2 separate regions of the Homo sapiens genome follow, and region 1 is linked to region 2. A link is a loop called in an ENCODE intact Hi-C map of the cell type or tissue named here. Cell type or tissue: heart left ventricle. All regions are shown on one strand.

Evidence for each region. A loop is a pair of places that touch in the nucleus more often than their neighbours do. Peaks named below come from ENCODE experiments on the same cell type or tissue, not always from the same donor. Only the 100,000 strongest peaks of a DNase experiment are listed, where the experiment ranks them.
Region 1: a loop joins it to region 2, with 2.8 times the contacts of the local background. A loop is called at or near these places in 8 of 110 quality-filtered maps.

What each region holds. Positions count from the first base shown.
Region 1 is chr3:141,908,752-141,916,751 of GRCh38, reverse strand. It overlaps ATP1B3 (ATPase Na+/K+ transporting subunit beta 3), which reads right to left. Exons shown (of 7, transcript NM_001679.4): 4 at 2,916-3,100; 5 at 732-782. Among named protein-coding and RNA genes, the nearest start is that of ATP1B3, 36 kb to the right of the region's middle. In heart left ventricle, a CTCF peak has its summit at 3,342 (motif pointing right); no DNase peak of the experiment used is centred here.
Region 2 is chr3:141,656,020-141,664,019 of GRCh38, reverse strand. It overlaps the pseudogene LRRC78P. Among named protein-coding and RNA genes, the nearest start is that of RNF7, 78 kb to the left of the region's middle. RefSeq lists an enhancer at 1-288. In heart left ventricle, no CTCF peak of the experiment used is centred here; a DNase peak (open chromatin) is centred at 3,719; H3K4me3 peaks cover 1,607 bases.

The DNA of each region.
Region 1 (8,000 bases), 250 kb before region 2:
AAGTTTCTGCCCAAATAAGAAGTCCATTAACAGTAAAAAGAATTTTTTTTCACAACTTTAAAAGTGATTTCAATGTAACATTCTAAGTAAAATATTTCTGCCATACAATCAGAGTTGAAATGTTAATATTTAGCACAATGATAAATTTAGAACTTAATGTCTCCTCAGAACTCTTACCCATCTTTTACATTATTTGTCTTAGTGGCATTTGCAGCATGGAGAGAAAACAAAAGAAAGTTATGAGATGAAAACTGCACAGTATTCTGGAAAAAAAAGTAAGTAGGGATAGGGGAGATAAATAATGCTTCTACCTTAAGGAAAATGCACCATATTTCATTAAATCTCAGATAGCACTGATGACTAGCACGCCAACTAACTATTAAGAAAGAGAAAAATGTCATGATACAGTATTAAGACACCATCAATTACAAGGGTAATCCCAATTTCAGTGTTACTGAGCTGGCAGAAAAAAAGTGAATCTTAGAATTGATGAAATACGGTATATGTGAAAATAAAGGCAATGTGTGCAAAATCAAATACACATGGAAAATGTCTTTCTGAATTATCATTAAGGAAGAGAAAGACTACGGTTGGTGGAATTTTATTCTAAGGCACTACAAAGGACTTTAAAATGTGACAGGGAAGAAAAAAAAGATGACTAAATCATTAGACTTTTAAAGTATTTTAAGAAACATCAAAGATTTAACAGGAGTTACTTTTTGAATACTAACCTTTGAAACACAATCTATCCTTGGCACTCCTTCAGGCTTTAATCCAATTATCTAAGGTTAAGAAATAGTGATAAATTTAAACTTCACGTAAGTATGCAATGGAACTTCCTCCCTCTGTTGCTGGGAACAAGGGGTGAAGACTTTGAGATTAACACCAAGTCTGTATACATCTGCCTTTTACTTTAATCTTATTTGAGGGTATTAAAATGAACTTTTAAATAAAATAACTTCAGCAATCAGATATCTTATTACTGTACTGGGGCAATTTAGAAAATAAATAAATTACCAAAGAATTAAATGAAACAAAAGTACCCTTTGCTACCCTTAAAATATGAAACAGACAGAAACCCTTAAATCTAATTATTAATATTTATATGAACAAATAATTTAATGTATATAATAAGAACTGCAGAAGCATAATAATTAACTGTTCTTCACAAAACTATATCAGGTCACACTCTCCGTGTTTCCATGAGGGCCCCACTGAGCCTCACTGTATCTCACAACCCATCTGCTCCCCAAAAGGCACACACTGGGAGAGCCCTATTTTAAGACTCCTTTCGTGTATGTAGCTGACAGAACTGAATAAACTCACATATTTATACATTTTGTGAGATAATTTTTTGGCATTCTGAATTTATACACAGTTTCCACGTGAATGCACGTAAAATCTAAATATTCCTCTCAAAAGACAAGTATTGTTGCGTCCTAACTGGGAACTATACTGGTATGAAACCTCCTGCTACACTACGTAAGCTCATCTCATCAATGATTCCTGTGTGTCTGATGCTGTCCTCCTGACAAAGCCATGCCCTGAGTCATCAGCAAGCATGGTCTCAGGCCATTATCATTCAAGGAGACCATCTTGAGAAAGAAAACAAACCCAGAAGGTTGATCCTCTCCTGGCTTTCTACTGGGAACAAATGTTCAGCAATCTAGATGTCGTGAGGATACTTCTAGTAGACTGGGATTACAAAAGGCATCTCTGTTAAAACAAACTTAATTCATTTTATAAACTAGATCATCTAGTTTCACATTACTTTCAGCTTACTTTGTTAACTTCAATTCTTAATTCTGAATAAGGTCTGGTTGAAACATTCCACTAATCATTTACTGAGCACCTAGAATGCTATGGGACAATCTGGAAGCTGTCAGTTGTCCAAGGCCTCCCAAAGGGATGAAGCAGAGGTTGGAGGGGTGTCAGTCTGGGCACCTCAGGGCCTAGCTGGTTCTCCCTACAGGGAAGCTTCTTATTTAGCAGTGCCAACTTCAAAAGATCCAAATTTTACTTTTATTAGGGATGGTGGCAATTTGCTCACCAATGATGACTTTAGTGATTCATAAACTCATGATTTTGAGAAGTCTACACCTGTTTTAAATGACCATGAATGACTTCACTCTTCAAGGGAGACCTTGCAGGCCTCAAAACAGTAAGCGCATCAGAACACAACTCTGAAGTACATTTACAGAGCAGCAAGGCACGGGGGCTAGGGATCACTTCATGACTCAAGAAAAGCCGTATCATCTTCCTTTGCACAATGACCCTAATTCATTACTCCTGTCACACAGAGAACATTAGCTTCTTCCTTTGCTCATTACTATACAATTTAGGCACCCTTCTGTAAAACAGCAAAATGCTGCTACTTTGGATACAACTGCAACATCCCACTGAACTCGTTAGAATGGGATTTTATTTGTATTTCTGTTATCTAATTACATATATATATACTGATACTATAAAACTATGCTTTGCTACTATTTCGAAAAAGTTAATAAGTTTAAACTTTATGGAGTCTGTGGAATTTTAAATTATTTTACAACACAGGATTCACAGATGAGCACTGCACCCTAACAAGTCTCTGCTTTGGTTATGACAAGGAGAACATTTGCCCCTTGGAGCATTAATGTGTGCTGGAATGCATGTAGCTATTTCCAAAGAAGAAAAGTTTAAAAGTTACTTTAACTCCTTACTCCATGATTAATCTATGAACCTCTTTTTTTTGCCATATAAACTTTCTTCCAGTGATCAATAAACATTACTGCTAGTCTTTAAAGCAAGCTACCCCCCAAATGATAACTTTTAATAAGGAAGGCATTAACCCAACCACAACAATCTAAAAATAGTTGCCTCCTTAAAAGAGAATATTAGAAAAAAGCAGCAGCAGAGGTAAAATATGTACGTACTCTGTTCATTTTCACAAGAATACAAGGGTTTCCTTGAGAATAGCCAAAATCAGGATCATTCATACCACTGCATGCTTGAAGTAATGAAATAGGAAACTGACATGCAACATAAACTGGACCCTTCTGTTCAAAAAGTGCTCCATCAGGACAGACTGTGAGGTTCTTCTGTTCTTCTAAAGTATATGCTAAAAAGGAAACATATATGTGTGCTAGATCAGCCAAAAAAGGTACTAAAAACAACCAGGAATATATTAACCTTTGGAAAATGTTCTTCAAAGACAAAAACAGCAATGTAAATTACCAGATAACTTTAGGGAAAGAATGTTAAGTTTGCCCCTTTACCTTTTAACAGCTAACTAGTTCTCTAAAGTTACTGCATTTCAATAATCATACAAACTGGATTATAGATCCATCTCTTCTGTCACCATTAGGTGGCAGTACCAGCCATGGCTAAAGCATTATCTGAATGCCTTCTGCATGCTTGGTGATACAATGGAGAGGATGTAAAAAGGCACTGCTGCTGCCCTCATGGAGCTTACGGTTTTGTGGGGAAGAGAGTCATTAAGTGAGTATAAAATCAGAATTGCAGAGGTATGAAGATGTAGTGTTATGACAACCTACACTAAAAAAAAAAAAAGCAACTGAGCTGAATGCAGAAGGGTATGTGGGAGTTAATGAAGCTAGGAGAAGCACTTCCAATGAAGGAAGGTAGAAGCCAGACCATATAGAGTCTTGTAAACTATGTTAAAGAATTTTGAGGGGTGTGGGTGGGTGTTTTGCCAAACATCAATTAACAATCCACTAAAATGTTTTAAACCAGGGCAAGTGGATAGTATGAACATACTTAGGAAATTAACTCTGACTTTTCTGTGGAGTCAGTCCAGAAGGGAAAAAGAAAGGATCCGGAAAACAAGTTAGGAGACTATTAAAGCCGCCCAGGTGAGAGACTAGCTCATAGAAGGGGGTTTTTAGCAGAGATGGAGTTTACAGTGATAAAGGAGTAAAATGGTTAGAACTTGGTAATGGGAGGGAAGAGGGAGGAGAAATATGCAACAGACAATACAATTCTGCTCCGTACTTGGCACAGTGTTTAGCCCAAGAGGCACAAAGTGAGCAAGCCTGATGTGACCCCTGCCCTCAATTAACTTAATCTAGTGGACAATGCTTACTAATAAATAATTAACATATGATATAACAGTGCCTCAGGAAGAACTATTGGTGTGTGGGTGCAATTGGTACCAGAAAAAGGTATTGAATTCAATGAAAGTAAGAACCAGGCCAGGCGCAGTGGCTCATGCCTGTAATCCCAGCACTTTGGGAGGCCGAGGCGGGTGGATCACGAGATGAAGAGTTCAAGACCAGCCTGGCCAAGATGGTGAAACCACGACTCTACTAAAAATACACAAAAAAATTAGCTGGGTGCGGTGGCAGGTGCCTGTAATCCCAGCTACTCGGATTCTACTGAGGCAGGAGAATCGCTTGAACTCAGAGGGCGGAGGTTGCCACTGCACTCCAGCCTGGGCGACACAGTGAGGCTCCATCTCAAATAAATAAATAAATAAATAAATAAGAACCAAATTTCAAAGAGTATGCCTCAAAAAGGAAGTGTAAAGTCTTTACCTTGGGGGAAAAAAATCACTGTCAAAATGTTTGGTTTCATCTTATACTTACCAGAAACTAGGTTACTGTGGGACTATGTACTCATTTAAAAGCAAAGAATGATTCAGGTATTTTGTGGGGGTAGAGATAAACTTTATAACAAAACAGCATCATGACATCCAACACTTTGCAAAAAAATAAGCCCTTCACCAATTTCCCCAAGGGCTTCTACTGCATAGACTCTGTTGGTATAGGTCAGTTCATCAGTGACCTTGCTTTTTTATTATGCTGACTTCCACTTCCATACTATTAAGTGTAAGGAACTGTGTGATGACCAGTAAGATTATGCAGAAGGCATGATGGGAACATAGAAAGGTCACTGACCCCAGAGTAACCAAGGAGCCCTATGCATCTGAAGAACGCCTAAAATAAGAAAGACCAAAGGCCGAGCGCAGTGGCTCATGCCTGAAATCCCAGCACTTTGGGAGGCTGAGATGGGCAGATTACTTGAGGCTAGGAGTTTGAGGCCAGCCTGGCCAACATGGTGAAACCCTGTCTCTACTAAAAATACAAAAATTAGCCAGGTGTGGTGGCGCAAGCCTGTAATCCTAGCTGCTTGGAAGGCTGAGGCATGAGGGTCGCTTGAACCCAGGAGGCGGTGGTTGCAGTGAGCTGAGAACAAGCCATTGTACTCCAGCCTGGGCAACAGAGTAAGACTGTCTCAATGAAGAAAAAAAAAAAAAAAGACCAAGATAACTGGAGGAATGAATGACCCTAAAGGAAAGAGATAATTGGAACAAAATAAAACTTTTTAAGTCCAATTAGTATCTGCAGGAAAAAAAATAGAGAAGACATTATTTTTTAACCAGATATATTATAGTATCTTTCAAACATGAAAAAGGAGGGCATAAGGATTGACAGCAGTCGAACGTTTTAAAAACCAAAAAGGAGTTGAAAATTAAAGTAAACCCCCAGAAAGTCTAATTAAGTAAAAACAAAGTAAGAGAAAAACAAGAGGTCTAAGACCCAACAAACAGAATAGTTCTAGAAAGAAAAAACCAGAAAATTGAGTTGAGGAAATTATCAAAGTGGTAACAGAGGATAATTCCCCTGAACTGAAGAACTTAAGTCTTCATCCTGAAAAACCTGCAGTCAAGTCTCAGCAAAATACTTTAGAGACAGAAATCCAGATAGAAATTTTAGAATCCAAAAGAGATAAAGAAAATTGAAAAAAAAAATGAAAAACTTTCAGAGAAGAGAAAAGGCAAATTACAAAGAACTGAGTTCTATATGGAGATAAACTAGCAAATATAAAGGCAGAAATAAGCCATTTTCAGAAATAAAAGGGTTCAAATTTACATTTCAGGTGTCTTTTCTTATAAAATTACTTGAGAATGTACTCCATCAAAACTAAGGAGTAAATTAAGAGAAAAAATAAAAATAATTAAAAAAAAGGGGGGGGCAGGGCAAGAGCCAAGAAACAGTGGGTCCAACTAAAGAAAGTGGTAAAAGGAAGTTCCCCAAAGGACAGTTGGGAGTAAAAGGCTGATGTAGAAACAGTAGAGTGCAGCAGGAGGGAAAGGGCTCCAGGAAGGAGTTTTCCAGAAAAGAGACTCAAGAAAATACCTCAAATGATAGTTTACAAATAAGGAAGTCAGAAGAGAGTATCTATAGATGATAAAAGAAGATATAAAGACCAAGTATAAAAAGGCAACCAATAATGAAACTAAAAATAGTAAATCAATTATTATTGAGTTGAGAAAGGAGGGAAGGTCTGAGACATGTGAACTAAGAAAATGTATAAAAGTGATAAATAATAATTAATAAAGAAAAGTGATAATGTAGAAAAGTAAAAAGTCAAGAACCAGCAGGAAAAGTGTAATATTTATAGATATGGAAGAAAAACACCGTAAGAAAAAGTTCAGAAGCATGAAGTTAATTCCCTATCAAAAACACATCCAAAGGCCAGGTGCTACTGTAACTCACGCCTGTAATCCCAGCACTTTGGGAGGCGGAGGCAGGTGGATCACTTGAGGCCAAGAGTTCAAGACCAGCCTGGGCAACATAGCAAGACCCCAGCTCTACAAAAAATTAAAAAATTAGCCAGGCGTGATGATGTGAGCCTGTATTCCTAACTACTCAAGAGGCTGAGGCAGGAGGATCACTTGAGCCCAGGAGACTGAGGCTGCAGTGAGCTGTGATTGTGCCACTGGGTGACAGAGAGAGACCCCATCTCAGACAAATAGACAAAGGAAAGAAAGAAAAAAGAAATGTGTCCAGAATCAGACTATTTTTCACAACCTTCATTGCTCTCTCCCTTGCCAAGCCACCATCTCCACTTACCTAGATTATTGTAATAGCCTAACTGGCTTCCCCAATTCCCCCCTTCTAGTCTAGTTTCAAAGAGAAGCCTGCAGGATCCTTTAAAAATTTGAATTAGATCATGTTATTGTTCACTGCTTAAAATCCCTCATCATGGTCACTGTAAAAGCCAAAGAACTTAACAATGGGTTCTAAGGACCTACAGTCTGGATCTCCTTTAACTCCCTAACCTCAGTCTCCTACTGCTCTCCCCTGGCTCACTCCATTCAGCCCCTCTCACTTCCTTGATGAATCTTCAACACATCAGCACCATAAGCCTCAGGGCCTTTGCACCTACTGCTTCCTGTGCTGGACATTTCCAGGGCTAGTTCTTTCACCTCCTTCAGCTCTTCCCTCAAGGTTCCCTTTCCATAAGGCTTTCCCAGACCACTCTGCATGTAAAAACCACAATCCTTCCCAACTTACCCTATCTCCTTTTTCTGTTTTATTTTCCCCCTCAGGATGTACTATCTTCTAATTCACCATGAGTCTAAGCTCCAGAAAGACAGGAATTTTTCTTCTGTTCATTGCTGGAACCCAAATGAGTGCCTGCCACAAAGCAGGCCCTCAAAAAATATGTCAATAAATTAATAGGACTTCTGCTGGAAGGGAGGAGGGCAGGGAACACTTCATTGCAGACCTTTTAAAGCTATTAAACCACGGATAATACTTTCACAAAAGTCTTTTTTAAATAATGAGTACATATTTAACTGTCAAGGAAAAGAGACTTAGGAAGACAGCTAGTAGATAATGTGGGATCAGAAGCAGCTTTTGGTTTAAGATAGGAGAGAGTTGAAGATTTTTTCAAGTTGACAGGAAGGATCCAATACAGACAGAAAGGCTAAATACACACAAGAAGAGAGAGTACACAGTATGTTTCTGAGACACTGAGAGAGGATGAGATCCAAAGCAGGAGTGACACAGGTGGCCTCAGGTGAAAGGAAGGGCAGCCCCCAGTCAGAGCAGGAAGAATGTGACAGACAAAATGGCTGCCATTGTAGATTTGTTTTACTGGTAATGGGGAAACTGGAGGAGCTCCCATCTGAGTTCTTCTATTATCTCTTGAAGCAAGAAATCAGGTTATATGAAGAGAGTGAGTTGTAAGGAAAAAGGTAAGGGGTTAGA
Region 2 (8,000 bases):
CCACCTTTGCAAAAATTATAACTGAGAAAATTATGGCAGTGAAAGAAATCTGACCTAACCAACTCCTTCTTGCTTTTAACCTTCAAAATGTCCTTGCGCATTCCTGGGCACAGGCCAGAATAACTTGGGGAGGAACTTAGTTTATGTTAATAGATTAACTTCGAAACAAAGACAATAACAACCCTTTCCCAAAACAAATCCCCTTCTTGACTAGGGACTAGACTGTCTTTGCAGGACTAACAAATTAGCCACAAGATTAGAAATTATGGTTTAGGAGTCACTGTTGTAAAACCTGAGATCAGTGCTTGAGACAGTTTGCAGACCCTGTGTTCCAAAGCACCAGCTGGTGCCACTCAGATGGGTAAGATGGCTCATCTGGTCTTGTGGACCCTACCCAGGAACTGACTCAGTGCAAGAGGACAGCTTCAACTCCCTATGATTTCATCTTCAACCCGACAAATCAGCATTCCCCACCTTGTGACCCCCTACCCACCAAATTACCCTTAAAAACCTCAATCCTGAATTTTCAGAGAGTTTGATTTGAGTGATAACTTCATCTTTTACATGGCGTGGCTGGCCTGGTGTCAATCAAACTCTTTTTTACTACAATGCTGTGGTCTTTATTTGTGCAGCGGGCAGAAAGAACCCCTTGGGAGGTTACACAAGGACCGAGTACCCATGTGGCTTGGGAGTAAACCCTAGCCAGTTCATTTCAGAGAAGAATAAGAAAACAAGACCATACACTCACCTTCCTGAGCACCTGGTCACTGTCAATGCTGCTTTTCAGGTCACTTTTGATGGCTGGACACACGGACGTCTGAGACTGCGCACAGTGTTTCTCATATGTTTTCAGAAACTTTTGAAGAATCAAAACGATGGGCAGGGGTGCCCCTTTAGATTTTTGTTTTCCTTCATTTGCTCTTGGCATTGTTTTATAGTGTTAGATTTCACTTGGATTCTGAAAACAGTAACTTGCCCTGAAACCCAACATACAGGTGTCTTTTTAAGGAGCAGAACATACTTCCTCCACTAAAAATATTAGGAAAATATTGCTGCATACCCTTCTCTGAAAATCTTGAAGTGCTTCATTTATCTTAAAATGGGACTAAGGAGTCAAAATGGAGACCATTGAAAGGAATTGTTCAATTTCCAATTTCCCTACTCATGGGTCCATATCCTTCTTTTAGATTCTTCAAAATAGGGGCAATGCCCACTGGAACTTAGTTATAAAGGAATGCAATTAACATTTATACTGGTTACTAAAAATTACCAAGAACATACTGGTTTTTAAATGGCATAGTTCCCTTTACAGACACAATTCTTGCCAGACAGTAATATATCATAGTGGTTAAGAATGTGGATTTGGAGATGACTGGGTCTGGACTTTAGTCTTGTCTCTACCACTTGACCCACTGGGTAGCCTTAGATAAATTATGAAGCCTCTTCACGTTTCCATTTCCCCATCTGTAAAATGGATTATGGGCCAGAGTGAAGTTTTTGAAATGTAAATCAGGTCATATGACTCTTCTACTTAAATCTCTCCAATGGCTTCCCACTACATTTATCTTTACTGAATTTATCACATGCATATTCTACCAGTTATTAAGAGAGTGAACGTGAATTTGTCTAACTTTGCTATTAATTCTGCCAACATTTGTTTTATATATTTTAAAGCTATGTTATTAGGTGTCTATACATTTAGAACTGATAAATCTTCCTGAGGAGTCTACTCTTTTGTTATTATGTAATATTCCTGTTTATCTCTAGTAATGCTTTGCACTTTCAAGCCATGGTTCCCATACTACACTGAGGCGCTTCGGGGCACTGCCACAGATTTACAGGGCACTGTAGGATAATTTAAAATTTCAAGAGAAAGCCAACAACATCTGTTAGATGTCATGTGAATTATTAGCTGGAAGAATTTTACAATTTCAAATTAGATCACACTTGTATTCGTATCCTATTTTTACATAGCAAATGACCCCATCATGGGTGAAAAGCATTCTGGAAAGGGGAATGAACCCAGTGGAATGTAGAGACATTCAGATACTAGGGTAAGGGAAAATCACAATATCATAGTTCTGGTTGGGACTTTACAGATTGTCTAATCCAGGATGTTGAATGCTAAAAACAGAAAAGCACTAGGCAAACCAGGATCACTGTTAACTCTAGCAGTCCTCCTCCACTCACGGCCATCTCCCAGGTGTCCTCTCAGAAGTCTGTACTCCAGTCTGCTGCCACAGAGCAACCAGACTTGGCAGCTACAGAAAACTGTTTATTGGGCAAGGTCAACCTTTTTTTGGTGCAGTGGTGCAATCACAGCTCACTGTAACCTTGATCTTCTGGGCTCAAGGAAGGAAAAGAAGGGACTTACTTCAGCTGAAAACAGAACTGGGTCTCCTGACTCCCAGGACTGTTTCAGGCACAAAGACATGGGCCATAAGAGCACACAGAGAATGGCCGGGCACGGTAGCCCCAGTCTCTACTAAAAATACAAAAAATTAGCTGGGCATGGTGGCATGTGCCTGTAATCCCAGCTACTCCGGAGCCTGAGGCAGGAGAATCGCTTGGACCTGGGAGGCGGAGGTTGCAGTGAGCAGAGATGGCGTCACTGCACTCCAGACTGGGCGACAGAGCAAGACTCCTTCTCAAAAAAAAAAAAAAAAAAAAAGCACCCAGAGAAATTGCGACACCCCCCACTGCAGGCCAAGAGGAGTGCCCTCTGAATGAAACCCACCTCAACGGCAGCTTGATCTCAGACTTCCAGTCTCCAGAACTGTAAGAAAATTCTGTGGTTTAAAGTACCCGGTCTATGGTATTTCGTCATGGCAGCCCAAGCTAAGACAGGTAGTATACAGTATTACTGCTCACATTATGGATTATTCCTCACCAGCATTTAAAGTATTTACAGATGCACAAACTACCCACATAGATTCTGCAAATGCTCTAATAAGACACTTTTGAATCTTGAGTTTTTCACTTAATGTTTTATCACGAGAATTTATGTCATTTTTATATACAGTAAATGCTCAGGTTGGCAAATATCTAGGCACTTCAAAGCCAGCATTGATTGAATCATTAATGAATATTTATTGAAGGTCTAAGGTATATGTGTCCCGCCCTGTGCTAGGTTTTACTTGTCTTTTCTGAAAGTGACTCTCCCTCCCCAGTGTCCTGGAGACAGTGTGGGGACAGCGTGGGTGCCGGAGGAGGGGCTGAGAGTGGAGGTGGCCGGACCCTGCCCTCTGTCCCGAGGGGATGTGGAGGGCCCCCCTCTGGGTCCCTTGCCCGCCCAGCTTGGACAGCTCCTGGTCCACCTCGGAGTCCCAGGGGACATGGAGAGGGCCTGCAAGGAGAGGCTGCTTTGCGCTCCCTCTCCAAGGCTCCCGTGCTTTTAATATATTTCCCTAGAGAATCCTAGCTGCTCACCCTGAGGCCGGGAAAAGCCCAGCTGCGTGCACTCTTCCCCGCCCCCGCCCTGGGGCTGTGCGGGTGCATAGGGGAGAGAATAGGGGTTGCGAGCACCATGGTCTCCAGGGAGCCTCGCTCCTGGGATCAAGCATTTCTCCTGGAGCTGGGGCAACCTCCTCCGGCCCCTGCCCGCCCCGCCGGGCGCCCGCACTCACTCGCTCTCACTCTCCCTGCGTCCCGGGCCGGCTGCCCGCGTGGCGTCCGGCGCCCTGGAGACTGCGGCGAGGGGCGGAGGCTGGAGGGACTGTGGCCACCCAGGGCGCCGGCGCCGGGGAGACAGCGGGAGCTGGAGGAGGAGGCAGGTGGCGGCGGGAAGCAGTGTCAGGACTGGTCGGAACTCGGGCTCGGGCTCGGGCTTGGATTTGGAGAAACTGAGAAATCCTGGTGTCCTCGCTGCAGGTCAAACTTGTCGCAGCCAACGTCGCTGCGAGGGACGCTGCCTGGCAGGGAACAGGGGAAGTTGAGGAAGGCGGACCGGCGTCCCTGTTCATCAGTGGGGAATCTTGGGGAGACAGAGGCCTCCGAAGCGTGGACGCTCCAGCCTGTTGCCGCCGCTCCCAAGGCCGCCGTGGACCAGCCCTGGAGCCGCTAACACGATTTCCCAGGGAGCCGCGTCCCCGCATCACCCAGCAGGAGCTGCAGGCGACAGGGACGCTCTCGCCGTCCCGCCCGGTCCTCTCTTGCCCACTAGAAGGGCTTCATGGAGCGGCTGCTTCCCCCTCCCAATCCCAGGAGAAAAGGGGCGCAGGGATAAAGGCAGAGGCTCAGGGACTATACAGGAGTTTTTCTGGGGAATGTTAAGGAGAAAGGTGCAAAACAGCTGAAGCTTTCAGGACTGGATGGGGAGGAAAAAGGATTTTAAAAAGCTTTACTGGCCGGGCGCGGTGGCTCACGTTTGTAATCCCAGCACTTTGGGAGGCCGAGGAGGGCAGATCACCTGAGGTCAGGAGTTCCAGACTAGCCTGGCCAACATAGTGAAACCCCGTCTCTACTAAAAATACAAAAATTAGCTGGGCGTAGTGGCGGGCACCTGTAATCCCAGCTGCTCGGAAGGATGAGGTAGGAGAATCGTTTGAACCTGAGGCAGAGGTTGTAGTGAGCCAAGATCGCGCCACTTGCTTCAGGCAGTAGTCTGGGGGCGTAGAAAGGAAGGCTTGGGAGGATGTGGTGGGCAGAATAGAATCCCCCAAAGATATGCATGCTGTAATCCTGGGAACTTGTGGATATGTTACCTTATATGGCAAAAGCGACTTTCCACAGGATTAAAGTTATGGACCTCGAAGCAGGGCGCAGGTTGGAGTGAATGGTTATCCTTGATTACCCAGGTGGGCCCTGTCTAATCACAGGAGTCTGAGAACGTGACATTGAGAACCTTTTAGGTTAGGTCAGAGAGAGATAAGGAAGATAGAGAGAGAGAGAGAGAGAGAGAGAGGAGAGAGAGAGAGAGAGAGAGAGAGAGAGAGAGAGAGAGAGAGAGAGAGATGAAATGAGCAGGATTTTGCGACCTGTTGAAGCCTTTAATGGGGAGGTAAGGAGACTCAAGCCAAGGAAGGTGGGCAGCCTCTAGAAGCTGGAAAAGTGGAGAAAGAATTCTCCCCAAAGCCTCCGTAAGGAAACACAGCCCTGCCAACTCCTTGATTTCAGTCCAGTGAAAGTTGTGTGGGATTTCTGCCCTCCATATCTGGCACATAAGTTATCTATATCTATCTTAGGATATAGAGTAGGTGCTTAATGCATACTTGTTTAATGGAAAAAAGTGAATAAAAATAACAGTTGGATTAAATAAATTCACAGTAAACTGCAAATGGAAAGTAACCCCTTCATTCCTGTAGGGCTGGCTGTAGTTTTCTAAGCGTATGTTTTAAACCCAATTGGCTCTAATGGGAGGAAGTCTGGGCTCACAGTGAAGTGAGGAGGGTCAAGAATGGCCAGGAGGGATCCTGAATTTGGTCCAACATGACTTTCCAGTGAGTGTGCCCTTAGGAGTCTGTGCCCCTCTGTTATTTTTGCCTCTTCTCTTCCTCTCTCTGCTGGAACTTACAGCTTTTCTCAAAGGGTCCTATTTTGTGCATGACTATTTCTGCCTTCATAAGACAAAAAGCAGAGGAGGGCAGTGAGGGAGGAGAGTTCCAGAGTAGGCAAGAGGGCACCTGCAGGGCACCCGCTGAGACTCAGGGCAGATGCTTAGGGAGCAGAGGAATGGTCAGGAAGGCCAGAGCCCGAGGACAGGGACAGTGAGGGGCAGAAGCTAGACAGCCCATCAGAGCTGAGATGAAGGGTCCTTCGTATGCACTGTGGGCAAGTTCTTAAAGGAACCATGTCACTAGAATTTGGTCCAGCTGCTAGTGACAGAAACCCAGTTACACAGCTGAAACAATACAGAAAGTCACTTCCCTTTCATGTAAATGAAGTTCAGGAGTGAGCAGTCCAGAGCTGCTGCAGAAGCTCCAGGATTATAAAGAACCAAAGCAACTTTTACTTTATTACTCTTCCATCCTTGGTGTGTGACTTCTACCTCATGGCCCAGAATGGTTGTTGAACTCCAGCCATTTTGTCCCAAATTCAGGAAAGAAAGCTGGAAAAAGAAGGGCACATTCTCTGTCTTTAAGGATATCTTCCAGAAACTGCACATGACACTTGTGCTTACATCCCCCTAGATTAGGGACATGACCATACAAGATCATACCTAGCTGCAGAGGAGGCTGGGAAATGTAACCTTTATTATAGGCAGCCATGTGCCCACCTGAAAATGGGAGCTTTTGTTACTTACAGAAGAAGGGAAAGACAGATATTGGGAGATAACTAGCACCCTGAGCCACCACAGCTGGTAGCTGCCAGAGCCACAGCAATGACAGGTGCAGTGGTGAGATAGTTGCCAGTTTATCAGTACTGACACAGGATTCTTCTCAGCCACTTTGCCAACTGGGGACCTCCTTAGCCAACAATGCCTCACCTGCCTCCCAGGTCTCACTTGCCCACAGCCTGCTGCTGGAGGCACCCTCCCCACTTGGCCCACCTGTGTTATGGCTTGTACCTGCGTTCGGTGGTTTCCGAGCTCTTGTCCCACATCCAAGAAGAATGAGGATACACTGACAATTCAAAGGGTGAGGAGGGTGGAGAAGAATTTTATTGAGCCACAGAACAGCTCTCAGCAGAGAAGAGATGCGGGGGTGGTCCCCCATGCCAGCAGTTGGGTGGGTTTCTCTCCCAATGTGGCTGAATCAGGGCTTTTATGGACTCAGAATGGCAAGTGTGTGCTGATTGGTTTGTGAGTATGCAAAAAAGTTTAAAGCGAAGATACCACTCAAAGGTGCACACAACAGTGTAGAAAACCCTTAGGGAAGTGTGGGTATATGTAAAATAGGTGAAGGGTGGGGATCAATTAGAGGAAAGCATGCCAAACGGAAAGACGGGTTCTCAATCTGGTCCATGGATTTGACATGTAGCTTGGCTTTCAGGCTTTAAACTTTCTTTGGCTTGGAGGTGGAGTTTCACTGGGGACCCGCCCCTATCTCCCTAGGCATTTGGCTGACTCCTGTCACTATCAGTACTATGTGGATTTCTCACACGTTGAGCATTTGTAAAGCAGGGGCAGCCTGGAACTCATTTAACAGTTGTAATTTTGGATGTGACTCACCAGGGCTGAATTACCTAAGAGGCTAACCAAGTATGTGTGCAGGGCTCCAGCAAAGTTGGAAACAAAACAATAGCAATGAGAAGGAAAGAACTTGCTATTTCATATTGCAAGCAAACAAACAAACAAAAAGCTAGCAAAATAGTTTTGGGAAAAATCAGTACTTTGTTGGGCTTCATTATTTATATTTTGCAGTGCAGTGCTGTTTTGGTTTTTGATTTACATAGAAGAGAAAGATGGATGTGCCACAATCTCTTTGGTTCTTAAAAACATGATCAGGTACTCAGAATCAATATCAGCCTACCCCACCGGGTGCCTTTGCTCCCTGCTAATCCATCACTGGAACTCTTAAAAGGCCTTTGAGATGAATTTTGCTTTTGGTGGAGAGGGGCTGTTGTGCTACTGAATACACAGGAGATTGTATGCCAGAGGGGAGAAATCCTGAGAGAAGAAAAGGAAAGGAGAAAGAGAAAGAAAGAGAGAAAATGAGAATAGGAGGGAGAAGAGACAAAGGAGGAAGGTGAAGTCAAAGGGACAGACCAGTTCAGGGGTGACCCACTCCTGATGTGGGGATTTTAAATGTATCCACAAATACATCTACTCCTTCCTTCAAAAGATGGAGCTTCATTCTGCTTTCCTTGGGTGTGGGCTGACCTTAGTGACTGGCTTCTAGTGAATAAAACATGGTAGAAGTGATAGTGTGTGACCAGGTCAGAAAGGCATCGCGACATCCTTCTTGTTCTTCCTCTTGGCTCACTGGCTCTGAGAGGAAGCAGGCCCCGTTTTGTGAAAATGCCCAAGAAGCCCTGGGAAAGGTGCATGTGACAAGGAACTGAGGCCTCCAGCCAACAGTCATTTTGGAAGTGGATTCTTCAAGCCAGTGAAGCCTTCAAGT